Linked DNA regions of Homo sapiens: region 2 is linked to region 1. Evidence: chromatin contacts called from ENCODE Hi-C data. All regions are on one chromosome and are shown on one strand. Each heading gives the region's core, a stretch centred on a gene start or an enhancer-like site at or near the end of the contact. The rest is flanking DNA. Distances are from core to core; before and after follow the strand shown. Region 1 holds the start of OSMR-DT (OSMR divergent transcript). Region 2 holds the start of FYB1 (FYN binding protein 1).

The links. Hi-C counts contacts between places; a loop is a spot of excess contacts on that map. Pooled maps may share reads with other maps.
Region 2: a loop to region 1 is called in a map of PC-9, with 2.4 times the contacts of the local background. The contact joins the promoter of FYB1 here to the promoter of OSMR-DT in region 1. A Hi-C loop is called at or near these places in 1 of 168 maps with a recorded cell type or tissue (PC-9) and 2 of 50 pooled maps.

Annotation. Positions count from the first base shown.
Region 1 is chr5:38,841,857-38,849,222 of GRCh38, forward strand. OSMR-DT (OSMR divergent transcript) reads right to left here and starts at 3,973. Exons shown (of 4, transcript NR_109951.1): 1 at 3,812-3,973. OSMR (oncostatin M receptor) reads left to right here and starts at 4,156. Exons shown (of 18, transcript NM_003999.3): 1 at 4,156-4,531.
Region 2 is chr5:39,215,118-39,222,483 of GRCh38, forward strand. FYB1 (FYN binding protein 1) reads right to left here and starts at 4,446. Exons shown (of 19, transcript NM_001465.6): 1 at 4,326-4,446. RefSeq lists an enhancer at 5,522-6,023.

The DNA.
Region 1 (7,366 bases), core at 2,723-5,222:
TTTGGAAGACCTGTTTAGCTTTCCACAAAATAATTATTTCCACAAAATAATTTTAATTTCCAATAACTTTTTTTTAGAAATAAGGCCAATATCACCACCAATAATAATCACAGAGGCACGCGTTAAGGCCTAAAAGTGAATCTTTAAGATGTCAATGTCAGCTGGGCACTGTGGCTCACATCTATAATCCCAGAAATCTGGGAGTCTGAGGTGGGTAAATCACTTGAGCCTAGGAGTTCGAGACCAGCCTGGAGAACATGGCAAAACCCTGTCTCTATAAAACATACAAAAATTAGCCAAGCATGGTGGCGCGTGCCTGTAGTCCCAGCTGCTTGGAGGACTGAGGTGGGAGGATTGCTTGAGCCCAGGAGGCGGAGGTTGCAGCGAGCCGAGACTGCACCACTGCATTCCAGCCTGGGTGACACAGACCCTGTCTCATTTAAAAAGAGTCAAATGTGATAATATGCCAACAAAACAGAATTCTACAGAACTTGTCGATGAGGGTAATTGTAAACCATTATCCACTGCTTAGGTGATGAAGTCACTTTCTTCACAAAATCCCCGATACCTTCAAATTCCATCAGTTGGTAACAAAATGCTGCCATCTTGTAATTATAGCTATTTACAGTAGTGGAATAAATAGAATCATAATTATATTTCACAATTTACATAGCTGATTTCATAGATGTATGTAAACATAGATATAGAGATATAGACAAATATAATGTTCCTGACAGTTATAGAACTATTTTTCCTCTGAGAAGTTAGATAGGTTGGCAATACATTCCACTAATCCCTCCTCCATAATAGTTATACATATGAGACTTTCTGATGGAAGATGGAAGATGAAAGAGGATGGATCGAGAATCATTCCCAGGGTTTTAACTTCAGTGTCCAGAGGACACTAAATGAAGGCTGGCCCATTAACTTAGTAAAGGTTAAAGGCTGGACCATTCACTTAGTATAATAAAATCAAGTGAGCATAACTGAAGTTTGAATTCGGGCATACTAATTTCAAAGTACTGTCTGGAGTGCAGATGAAATCATTGCAATGGAAAGGAAGAGCTGAGAGCCATCAAGGCACAAGTGATCATTGAAATCCTGGATGTGAATATGATTATTCAGGGGGCCCTGGGGCCCTGGGAAACACCAACATGTAGGGGGCAAGTGGAGAACAAGAAGTCCAAAAATATGAGGGAGGAGGAAGTCAGGGAAATGAAAGAAGAATGGAGAGAGTATTGCTACTGAAATCAAAAGGAAGAGAGAACGTCAAGAAAGAGTGTTTAATGGGCCGGGCGCGGTGGCTCACGCCTGTAATCCCAGCACTTTGGGAGGCCAAGGCAGGAGGATCACGAGGTCAGGAGATTGAGGCCACCCTGGCTAACACGGTGAAACCCAGTCTCTACTAAAAATACAAAAAAATTAGCTGGGCGTGGTAGCCGGCGCCTGTAGTTCCAGCTCCTCGGGAGGCTGAGGCAGAATGGTGTGAACCCAGGAGGCGGAGCATGCAGTGAGCTGAGATCGTGCCACTGCACTCCAGCCTGTGTGACAGAGCAAGACTCCGTCTCTAAATAAATAAATAAATAAATAAATTAAAAATAAAAACACACACACAAATAAAAAAATAAAAAGAGTGTTTAACGAAGCAGAATAATATGTGCCTTGGCCACACAATCTTATCAAAACTAAGCAAGGATGGATATTTTAGCTCTTAGCTTAATAAGCCATTGGTATTTTTCATCTTTTTCCTATTAGTTATTTTCAGGATAATTGTTTAAAACTAACTTATGGAACATAACCTATGTATCAGTTTCCTAAGGCTGCCATAACACATTACCACAAACTTGGTGGCTTAAAACAACAGAAATGTATTCTCAATCTGGAGGCCAGAAGTCTGAAATGAAGATGTTGGCAGGGCTAGCTTCTTCTTAGGGGTTCAAAGGGAGCCTGTTCCGTTCCTCTCTCCTAGCTTCTGGTGGTGGTCAGCAACCTTGCCATTCCTTGGCTTGAGTCAGCATAAGCAGGATCTGTCTCAGTGGTCACACAGTGTTCTTTCTGGGTGTCTGTGTCCAAATTCCCCCCTTTTCAGAAGTACAGCAGACACTGGATTAATCTTATATGACCTCAGGTTAACTTGATTAAAGCTGCAAAAACATTATTTCCAAATAAACTGATATTTGGAGGTTTTGGGTGGATCTGACTTTATGGACCCAGTGCACCCACTGTTAAGGGTATAATCGCGAATTTATATGGTGCTACTGCATCTAGATTCTAGAATAACGTATAAATTTAAGAAATTAGAATGGTGCAAAAACAGATAAATTATATGTGGGCACCAAATTTTTACACTTCAGTCTCCTTCAATTGCAATAGGAGCCCAAAATAAGCCTCACTTTTTAGAAATTCATACTGGGCTGAATATTTTTATTTGACATCTCATTTGCTAGAAGAGAGATCCCTTTTAACTGTTTCTATAAAGAATAATTTTTTTTCTCAGTAAAATATAAAATCATAAAGACTTTCCAACTCTTGGGCTTGGCAGTTTCCATAACCATGCAGATGGCTAAACTAATGGACTCTTTAAAACTCTTCAAGTAATGAGAGGTGTGGCAAAGGACCATACATTTATTGAGACAAAAATACATTTTATTATCATCAAATATTTACTATGCATCATGGTCTTTGTGGCCCCATTAGGTATTAAGTGTATTAGGGCCTTTAGGCCTTTGTTTTAGGAAAAATAAAAAAACAAAAGGACTCTCAGCTTTCCTTGGGATGACATTGGGGAGGAGCCAGATATGTGAACAAACACAAAAGTAACATTTTAAAATAATTCTGACATTATTTTGAGTCATCCAGTCAATTCAATATAGGATTCTAAGATATGTTTATGGTCGATACTTGTTGATCACTCTTGGTTCCCTCCCCCACCCCCCTCCTACAACCTTGCTTTTGTGATACTTTCCAGGGTCCCCAAACTCAAACCAAACTAGGCTCAGCTGATCTGGAGCAAGGCCCCTTGCCTGCTGATTTGTCAGGCATCCAGACAGGCGAGGCTATGGGAGCTCCCGGTCCGAGGCTGCCTCGGAAGGCTCCTGTTATCCTCTAAGAGAGGTGAAATGCACCTTTCAAAGGCCCAGACACGGTAAAGATTGGATGGCATTTTTGGCCGGGCGCAGTGGCTGACGCCTGTAATCCCAGCACTTTGGGAGGCTGAGGCGGGCGGATCACGAGGTCAGGAGATCGAGACCATCCTGGCTAACACGGTGAAACCCCGTCTCTACTAAACATAGAAAAATTAGCCAGGCGTGGTGGCGGTCGTCTGTAGTCCCAGCTACTAGGGAGGCTGAGGCAGGAGAATGGTGTGAACCCGGGAGGCGGAGCTTACAGTGAGCCGAGATCGCGCCACTGCACTCCAGCCTGGGTGACACAGTGAGATGCCGTCTCAAAAAAAAAAAAAAAAAAAGGTTGAAGATTGGATGGCATTTTTAAGGGGAAAAGTAAACCATGTGTAGCATGTCGTAGCATTGGGAAATAAAGGTTTCGGGACTGTTGTAGCCGAAGAAACTTTGTCGGACAGGGCGTTTCTGGATAGAACGCGAGTAGGGGAAAAATGGGGACCGTTTGATTCGGTTCAAACACGTTTTCGTTGCTCTGGACGCCAAATGGAAACACGGCCAAAATTTAGTTAAAGGACTTCTCTTGCCTGAAGATTTTCGGACGGGGATCTCACGGGTTTGGCCTCTGGGTTGGGATGACAAGTGCCCCTGTGGGATACACAGCCCCAGGCCTCATCGGTCACTCGGCTTACCTCTGGTTCCGCCGGCTGGCCCGTGCGTCCTTGGCCGGGGCAGGAGCAGCGCTGCGCGCGGGGCACGGAGCCTCGGCCGCCGAGTTTTCGGTTTCCAAGTTTCCTTCCCAGGCCTCTCCCACTTCCTCTTCTCACCAGTGCCCGCCCGCCCGCAAAGTCCGGGTTGTGAGGCTGCGCCTCCCCCAGGATCGCGGCCGCCTCCCCCCGGGACTGAAGGGAGGGAATTCCTGTGGGTCCCAGGAGTGCCAAGAGTGCGCAGCAAGACGGGAAATTGCAAAAGACCTCACCCCTCTGCCCTCCCCCGCGGTTTTCCAGTAACTCCCGCCCCTCCGCGCTTGCCCCGCAGCTGATTCATAGCCCCGGCCCGGGCCGCCTCTGCACGTCCGCCCCGGAGCCCGCACCCGCGCCCCACGCGCCGCCGAGGACTCGGCCCGGCTCGTGGAGCCCTTCGCCCGCGGCGTGAGTACCCCCGACCCGCCCGTCCCCGCTCTGCTCGCGCCCTGCCGCTGCGCCGCCCTCGGTGGCTTTTCCGACGGGCGAGCCCCGTGCTGTGCGGGAAAGAATCCGACAACTTCGCAGCCCATCCCGGCTGGACGCGACCGGGAGTGCAGCAGCCCGTTCCCCTCCTCGGTGCCGCCTCTGCCCAGCGTTTGCTTGGCTGGGCTACCACCTGCGCTCGGACGGCGCTCGGAGGGTCCTCGCCCCCGGCCTGCCTACCTGGTGGGTGAAAACTAAATGATTCATTCCTTACAGGCCGCACAGTGCCGAGTCGCCCATTTCTCAGACTGTTTGAAATTCACCATCCCAGCGCCTTTTTCTCAAATGATGGTGGAATGTTTGTTGAGTGGAAAATTCCCACTTGAATCCCTCTTTCCTCTCTCCCAACACATCGTGTGGAGGAGTTCATTGCTTCCCCTACCTCTCCTCTCGTAACCCTTGACTCCCACCTGAGAGAGCCATTTTTCTGGGAATCCGTGTATCTCTCCCACCTGGTCCCTAGCGTAGAAGCGGGAGGAGCTCAAGCACAGGTGGAGAGAGGAATCCCCGGGCGACTCTGCAATAGCGTCCGTCCGGGGCGCTTACCTTCTTCTCCAGCCACTTGAGTGGAAGTGGCCCTCTACATTCTGGAAACCTAGGCACGGAGGGGTTCAGTAACTTGTCCAAGGCCATATGGCTAGCTGTGAGGGCACTGAAATCCGAGCCCGGCTCTCGCAGGCCAGGGCTTTACCCCTGACACCGCGATTCCTTTCTCGATAGTTCTTCATCTGCCCTTCATCCACCTACCCATGCATGCCTGCATCCGTCCATCCATCCTGCCTGCCTTGCTGCGGGAGGCACAGTGCTAGGTGCTGCTGATGGAGTGGCTTGGTAACAGACCTGCCTTGAAAACACTTTGGGAACAAGATATTCAAGAGAAGTAAATGGAAGGGTCTATGAAGGCAGAGAAGATAGAATTGAATGTAGGATACTTAGTTTGAGCTAGAAGGAATTCTGATGGAGGAGAAAGAAATTTTTAGGTTTTATTCCCAAGATTAAAACTGACTTTGGAACATGGGTCAAACTACTTATCACCTCTTAGTTTCCTTGTCTGCAAATAATAATGGTTCATACTTACTGTGAACCAGCCCCTATTCTAAGCACTTGACATATGCTAGCTCATTTAAGCTTCACGGGTGAGGCGGGTACTAGTTTTTTATTATATTTTATTGAGGAAACTGAGGCCCAAAGAGGTTTTGTAACTTTTCTAGGGTTACACAGCTAGCAGGTGACAGTATCAGGATTTGGGTTTGGAGTCTGCTCATGATCACCGTGCTGTAGCTCAAACTCTAAGACTGGGTGGGGTGTTTCATTATGGTCTTGCTTTGTCTCTCTCCTGGGCTGCTTTAAAATGCACTCAGAGCCCTTGATGTCCCCAAACTCCGCTGTGTCTGAGAATCATTTCTTGAGCTTTCAAAGCATCAAACTCCAAACACAGCCTTCTATTCAGAATCTTCAGGAAATACTCAGTTTGTTTTCCCCGTAGCATTTGTTCAGTGCCTCCAGTGGCAGGAAGCTCACCACCTCACATTTTATTGTAGGAAGAGCTAGTTCTCTGCTGTAAATTGCCTCCTTGTGACTTACATCTTGGTCCCAGTTCCCGTTTGTCCCAGCAGGTGTGGCTAAGCCTTTTGTATCAAAGGTGGCTTTGAGAGAAAAAGGCTGGTCTTGGGTGTTTCTTCCGCAGGGACCCGAGCCGCATTGGGGAGAACACATAAACACTGGTTCTTTCCCCCTCTACCCTTTTCTTTAACCTGAACAGACCAGGAACACATGCAGAGGTGTTCCTGGATCTCTCATGTTTTTGTAACCCTTTTGTCCTGAGGACAAAACCGAATCAGGAGAACTGTTACGGTTTTCAAAGGGGAATCAGTGGTACTGTATTTAACAAGAAGAAGGTGTGTATTTTCCTTGTGGGAAAGGACTGGGGCATTCATTGGCTGCAGTAGAAGAGAATCTTAGTGAGTGTGGTCTTGCTCACTTACAGGAACTGTGAGCCTTGGCCCTCCTTTCGCTGGGGGAGAAAATCCTTCTTGATTGCTTAAAAAATGTGTAAAATGGGGGGAAAAAAACCCAAACCAAAACAAATAGAATATCATGGCCTTGCTGGAGAAATCCCCTCCTCCAAGCAGGCTTCTTTGTAGCTACATGAAGAGAGAATTTCTTTTCCAACAGCTGTGTTGGTGGCTTCATAGCCTTCCTTCCCTCCTCATTTTAGTTGTACTGGTCGCTCTGCATTTGTGCACTCCACGTTGTATTCTATTTTTGTGTTTTAAAAATAATACAAATAATAACAACTCATTCTCACTCAATATAGAAGTGAAGTGAAATGTAGACGTGCCATCACCATCCTCCCTCCTCCCACTCAGAAGAGGGAAGGTTAAGTTTGATAATACCATTCTAAGGCTTGTTTTTCTTTTCTATAGTTTTACATAATACATACATATACATATGTTTTAAATATGCAAATTATCTTACTATACTTATTGTACAGCTTGCTTTTTCACTTTCCAAGTCTTAGAGATCTTTCCATTGTCTCTAGATACCTCTTTTGTTAATGGCTACGTGTTATTCTTTTTGTGTGTGTGTGAGATGGTCTCACTCTGTCACACAGGCAGAAGTGCAGTGTCATGATCATGGCTCACTGCAGCCTCGACCTTCTGGGCTCAAGTGATCCTCCCACCTCAGCCTCCTGAGAAGCTGGAACTACAGGCACATGACACCACACCTGACTTTTTTTTTTTTGTATTTTTTGTAAAGATTGGGTCTCTCCATGATGCCCAGACTGGTCTTGAACTCCTGGGTTCAAGCAGTCCACCTGCCTTGGCCTCCCACAGTGCTAGGATTACAGGCGTGAGCCACTGCGCCCGGCCAGCTACATGTTATCCTAAAGTAGAAATAGAATGTAATTTATCCATCCTTTCCTATATTGATGGACATTCAGCATTAGCAACGTTGCTTCAGAGCAGATCACACATTCATCTTCCTGCTCAAGTGTGAGTATTTCTGTGGAAGAGA
Region 2 (7,366 bases), core at 3,196-5,695, 370 kb after region 1:
CGCAACAATGCGAATGTATGTAATGCCACATTTTACCCTTAAAAATGGTTAAAATGGCACATTTTATATTATGTATATTTTACCATAATTAAAAATTCAATAAGAATGTTAAAAAAGGTGTTTGAAGAATTATAAATTTAAATTAAATGTAACAGTGGATCAATGTCAAACATCTAATATGAATAAAATAATAAAAAATCCATTTGAGAAATATAAACACAACTCTCACTGACTACTTTTTTTTTGACTGATAGGGTAAATAAAAATATTTTGAGTGGTTTTCATTGCGATGACGATGGGGAAATGATGAGAAGCACATTGTGTGGTAGGATCACCCTGGGGGAAGTTTTTTTAAAGCAGCACTTGCTGTGTGGTCCAACCCACCCTGCTGTGCTCCTCTCAGGGATCTTTGGGGAGACTCACCAGCCCAGCCAGCCAGGGGTGCAAGGGGGAGGGTGTGGCATCCTGTGGTGTATTCAGAAGCAAACATTATTAAAAACCAGTGGAATCCTGGATCTGTCTTATCCTCACATTTTTCTTGATCAATTACTACCAAAAGAGTGGCAGAAATTCAGTGGCAAGGATTGGGGCACCTTTTGGTGGAGGTACCCTGATTTAGCACGAGTGAATGGGATTGGAATGCAGATGTTGGTTGCTTGTCTATAAATTATGCCCATGTATATGCCAAAAAGATACGCCCATGTATCAGAACCTGTGAATGTGACCTTATTTGGAAAAAAGGTCTTTGCAGGTGTAATTAAGGATCATGCAACGGAATCATTCTGGGTTATGTAGGTAGCACTACATCCAATGACAAGTGTCCTTATAAGATAGAGAAGAAGAGACAGCAGAAGAGGAGAGGGCCATTTTACAAGAGAGGTAGAGGTTTTAGTGATGCAACCACAAGCCATGGAATCCCTGGAACCACCAGAAGCTGGAAGAGGCCAGAAACGAATCCTCCCCTAGAGCCTCCAGAGGGAACATGGTTCTACTGACACCTTGAGTTTAGACTTCTGGCCTCCAAAACTGAGGGAGAATAGATTTCTGTTGTTGTAAGCTGCCTAGTTTGTGGTACTTTGTTACAGAAACCACAGGAAAATAATACACGCCCTTACAAAACTCCCAAATTAAACTTTTTTCGTGTGTGTGTATAATACGATTTTTAATATTGCATATATTTATATTAGCATATATTAGAAATCTCTAATATAAAAATAGTGGTATGCATGTTGTTAAAATTCTACCCGCAGCTCCCTCCTTTGTTCACTCTTTTGTTTATTTGTTTTTAAATTTTATTTTAAGTTCTTTCTGGGATACATGTGCGGGATGTGCAGGTTTGTTACACAGGTAAATGCATGCCATGGTGGCTTACTGCACCTCTCAACCCATCACCTAGGTATCAGGCCCCACATGCATTAGCTATTTATCATGATGCTCTCTCTCCCCCTGCCCTGCAACAGGCCCCAGTGTGTGTCGTTCCCCTCCCTGTGTTTGTGCTGGATTTCTATAAATATCCAACAGTCTATGTGGATGAAGTTTAGGAAGAAGGGAAGAAAGACTGTTTCATGATTATTTTTTGCTGCACCACCATTTGTTGCCATATTAGAGGTGACATCCCAGCTGGGATTATCCCTGGCTTGGAAAGACTGAGTTAGGCATTGGTCACAGGCAGCATGTGAATTTGGTGGCATTTCACCTGCACTTAGAAGCAAAGTCATCCACTGCTCTGACCAACTCACAAGGCGCAGGCTGCAGCAACGTGATTAACAAGGTTATGTATTGAATTTATATAGCTAAATGATTTTCCTGGTTTCTTATCTGTTTAGAGAGGCTGATTAGCAGAGGTAGAAAAACAAGACAACCACTGAGCTTTCCAAATTTATCAGAGAAACCCCAGACCAGCTTCTGATGGGGAAATATTCCTTGACTTCCAGAGCTTCCCACTGGATTTTCATTCCTGCCCAAAGACATTCTTGGTTTATTCCTAGTGACCAATAGAGAGCATTCCAACAATCACTTCTTATCAGTCAGCAACTATATAATAAACACCTGGGACATGCTTGGCCCTGGGCTTTGGTAAAAAGAAAGGAGACAAATGGGCCTTAAAGGTAGAACAATTTCAATTAGAAGCCTGTACAAGGTTTAGAACACAACGTTTGAGAAAGGAAAAAATCCTTAAACATTAGCGAACCAAGGTCCTTCATTTTACAAAAAAGAAACTGCGTAAGGGATCTGTCCAGGTTCACACAGTTGGGCTAAAATCTGGGTCTCTCCCTTGCTCATCCTCTGAGCTTTCCACTGCGCTATGCTGTCTGACCTGTGGGGTGCCAGCTTCTGCAGCAGCTTGCTCTTAAAAAACAGTCACAACAAGAACAGAGGGCAACCCCGATTGCCTTCTGGGCCAGGTGCTGTGCTAGGAGCTTTTCAGGGATCACCTCAAAACAGGTCAATGGAGACGTTACTGTTATCCCCATTTGACAGATAAAGAAACTGAGTCATGGAACCATTTAGGAACTCACCCAAGGCCCACAGCTGGTGCGTGGCAGAGACCACCTTCAAGCTCAGGATCTTGATTCTGGAGTCACAGTCTTAACCGCAACCCCTGGAACCACAGCCCAAACCCGCCAGCGAGCCACGGTTCACTCTCTTCACTTTCTTGTTTTTAGAAATGTTCCTGTAGAGCAGCCTCTAGTAACACCTCAGACAAATGAAATATCATTTCTACATCCCTGATCTCTCTCTCTTGTTAACGTATTGTGTAAATGGTGGAAAATGTGGTTTTTAAAGCACATTGAGGCTGGTAAAAGCTTCAAAGCCACCGCCTGCACTTACTCTTTAGACCACTAGATGTCAGTGTGATTGCTCTATGAAGCAGCCGTAACTTGGCAAGGTGCAGCATTGCACCAGAAATCAGCTGCTGCGAGCTTCCAAGCCTCTGGACTCCAGCAGAAGCTGGGGGGAATTTGAAGCCCAATGGTAGTAAACAAATAATGGACATGACAGTCAGGCAGTGTGGATTTCAACCTTTACAATAATTTCTCAAGGGAAATGGAAACCTTTTTAGCCTTTCCTTTTTGAAACGGATGGTCAACTTTTCCACGGGGTGCCTTAAGTGCACCATAACGCCTTTGATATTCAGGATCGCCTTTAATGGTACATCATAAAACATGTGGTTTTATTGGAAAGAGCACCCTTATCCTCCTCCCCCTCACCTATCACTTATGATTAATTTCTTAAGGTATCGGACTATTTGAAGTGTGTGTATCTCACATTGCATGGGGACGTTTTACTCTACCTAAAACCTCCGGTGGCATTCCCATAGCATGGGCAGAAAATCACAGCCACAACTTCACCCTTCCGGTGATAAGCCCATCTGTTTCCCACGCAGAATTATTTGTATTTAATGAAAAAATATTTAAAATGGTGAATATTAATTATTATTTTACATTAGTACTCAAAAAGTGTATATAGTTTTATCCCCTCAACAACTCCATGAGATGAGTTCTATTATTATCCCCATGTTTAGATGAGAAAACTGAGACACAGAGAGGTTAAGTGGCTCTCCCAAAGTCACACAGCTAATAGAAGGCAGAGTCAGAGGCCCATTTCTATTAATTACTTCCCTGCAAATCAAGTTAAATGGGGGGAAAAGACCTTGTGAATTTTTCAGAAGAATCAGCAATGTATACAAGACAGCCAAAGGCTCCGAGGAAAATTTGGAGTTGCTGGTTGCTTTGAAAGGCCTCCTTGGCTGATCTGCAGCTGTTTGTCATCATTTATCCAGTTTGCCAGGATTCCTTCTGAGAAGGCATAATTCATGGCAGTATAGTCCCTTTCTTTAGTCTATGTAGAAATCTCATGTGAATCCTCACCTCCTGCCAGGTTTGGAGGAAATTGAAAGTTACTCTTTCTCATCAAAAGGATGGACACATATTTGTTAGGAACCAGGATGAAATAAACCATCTGTGCCCAGCTCTGTTGGCAATAAAACCTTGTTTCTGGTTTCACTGCAAGACGTTATTTAACGCTAGTGGCACCAGAGGTTCCAACAAGAACACATGAGAGGCCTTATCCAGTTACGAAAGAGCAAGTGACAGACACGTTCCCGGCCACATTTTTATCTGCTTATCATCCTTTTGGCTACCATGAGGCTGAGTTTTAGTGTCTCCTGTTCATCTCTTTTGCTATTTTCCAACAGAACATGCGTTTCCTTCAGTTATTCAGCTAGCACAGTCTGTGCTGCCAGAATTTGGAAGTGGTGCTTTTTTCCTGCTATAAAAAATTACACATTTATTTGAAAGAAGAAACCTAGGCATAGCTGTTACCTGACTCCTGCAGAAGAAGGCGGAAGGATGGCCTCCTTTAGTGGATCTTCCTGGGCCAGGGTCTGGGCCCTACTCACTTCTAGCTGTCGCATCTGCTCTGCATGTGGAACTCAAGAACTGCGGAGCTTTCTGATGCCTGGCAGGGTTTTGTCCCGGTCAGTGGTTGAGTGAGCCACACCTCCCTCCCCTGACCAGGCAAACTTAGACAAGAAAAGTTCTATTATGCCCTCAGGATATTGAGTAATAAGGAGGAGAAAGGGGAACTTAAAAGTGTCTGTTCAGCCTGGATACTTCTGCTAACATTCCCACCAAGCATGTGATATTTAAAAGGGTAAAACCAAAACAAGATTCTCCTGCCTGCCACCATGTTTATTCAAGAGGAAGAAGCTGTAAGTTCTTTGGACCCATAATCTTTCCACACACCCAGGAGTGTCACCTGCAATGGGGGCCAAAGGGGGATGCTTACAATTAGAAAGGTCCACTGGAGCATGTGGAATATTTGGAAGCTAATTGCACCTGAGGTCAGGAGGTAAAGTGGTGTGCTTGACCATATCAACTGAAGAGTGGTCACTCATGTGTGGAAAGCCCACTAGACTCACTCTGTCGGCTCTCTGTTAGACTATTCTTGAGGCTGGAAGAAATGGAGTATTTAGATGATAATCCATGTGAAAAGACCACCAGTGGGGCTGAGTGTAGTGGGTCATGCCTGTAATCCCGGTACTTTGGAAGGCTGAGGCAGGAGGATTGCTTGAGACCAGGAGTTCAAGACCAGTCTTGACAACATGGTGAGACCCTGTCTCTACAAAAATAAAAAAAAAATTAGCCAAGTGTGATGGTGCATGCCTGTAGCCCCAGACATTTGGGAAGCTGAGGTGGGAGGATTTCTTGAGCACAGGAGTTCAAGGCTTCAGTGAGCTATGATTGCACCACCATTGCACTCCAGCCTGGGTAACAGAGCAAGATCCTGTCTGAAGGAAAAAAAAAAAAGAAGAAAGAAAGAAAGAAAAATAAAGAGAAGGAAAGAAAGAAAGAAACTCAAAAAAGAAAAGAGAAAAAAAGAAAAGAAAAGACAAGAAAAGAAAAGAAACCCCCCAAAACAGAGGCTACCATTGGGACTAAATGAGATTTTAACAAATTGTGATTGTGAAATTAACCTCCCCCACCTTCCTTCTACTCATTCATTCATAAACATCAAACACTTACTGTGTGGGTCAAGCACTGGCCAAGACTAGAAAGATGGAGAAGACAAGGATTTTCCACTCAGTGGCTTATAATCTTACAGACGTTATGCCAGAGATGGTCACTTTCCTCCCCGTATGATTTTCCCTTCTTATAGAGTAGTAGGGTCAGCAAACTATGGCCCGCATGCCAAATCTGGCCTGTGGAATGTTTTGTACAGACCTCAGGCTAAGAATTTACATTTTTTAAGAATTGTAAGAAAAGGGAGAAGAAGCAAAAGAAGACAATGATGGTAACAATGATGATGACAACAATGATGATGACATGGCTGAGACCGTATATGGCCTGAAATATTTACTATCTAGTCCTCTGCAGAAAAAGTTTGCCAAAAGTTTAGGATGCTTATTCTATCCTAAGAGATCTCTGGCTTTTTACCTGGCCCACAGCTACACAGGATAAGGCATTTTCTAGTCCCTCTTGACATTAGATTTGGCCATGTGGTTAAGTTTTAGTCAATGGGATCTATGCAGAAGGGATCTATGTAGCTTCTTGGTGTGTCCTAAAAGAGGGCCCCATCATGCTTTCCCCTCCCAGCTGGCTGGGATGCTGTGGGGGCCTGAGCTCTTCTGATCCAGTGATGACTAAGGTAATACTCTAGGCATGACAGAGCCAGGAGATAGAAGGACCTGGCCCCCAACACAGGAGACAACCCCATCTTCACTGGATTTTGCTAGATGGTTATAAAGAAGGGAACAGGAGGACAGACATTTAACTTTTAAAAATCAGTGTTATGTTGTGTCTCTTTTGCTGCAACCAAACATGTATTATAACCACTATAGAGATAGACACTGTATAACTAACCATGACACACTGTGATGAGTATTAAGCTCAAAGTATGAATAAAGGCATCTGGAAATACCCAGGAATATGTAATTCCTTCTGCATGGGGGCAGAAGAGTTGAGGAAGACTTTACCTAACATGGGACAGTTGATCTTGGGCCATGAAGGAAGCCTAACTGGAATTTGGGATTACTTGTTTTTCTTCTCCTCTCTGCCAACCTCTCTCAGATGGCCAAAACAAAATAAAATAATCCACTGGGTGAGGTGGCTCACGCCTATAATCCCAGCACTTTGGGAGGCCTAGGAGGGTAGGTCACCTGAGGTCAGGAGTTCGAGACTAGCTTGGCCAGCATGGTGAAACCCTGTTTCTACTAAAAAATCCAAAAATTAGCTGGGCGTGGTGGTGGTGCATACCTGTAATTCCAGCTACTCAGGAGGCTGAGGCAGGAGAATTGCTGGAACAAAGGAGGCGGAGGTTGCAGTGAGCTGAGATTGCACCATTGCACTCCAGCCCGGGCCAACAAGAGCAAGACTCTGTCTCAAAAATAAAATAAAATAAAATAAAGTAAAATAAAATAAAATAAAATAAAATGAAATAATCCTCCAAAAGCAAGCAACACGCCCTGTCTTCATGGAATGTACTGCCCCCTCTCCTTTTTCACCTGGCTAACTCCTGCTTATGCTCCAAAACCCAGTGTAGATATGATCTCCTTTTGAACTTTGTCCCACAAGACTGGGTAAGGCCTTCTGAGCTCTGGCGTCTTGTACTCTCTCTTAGTTGTTGGAGATATGTCTGTGTTTCTCACTAGATCATGAGTTCCTTAAGGGTTGGCGGTAACTGTGGCTTATTTGTCCTGGATTTCCAGCTTGTAGTACATTGCCAGGCATACAGAAGGCACTTTATAAACATTAATTAATGTATTAGAGGCCAAGGGCAGCTTCCTGGTTTGTGGGACTCTTGCTCTTTTTTAATGCATTTGTCCCACTAAAGGGAAGGTGAGCCCAGCAATTTATATCTCTCA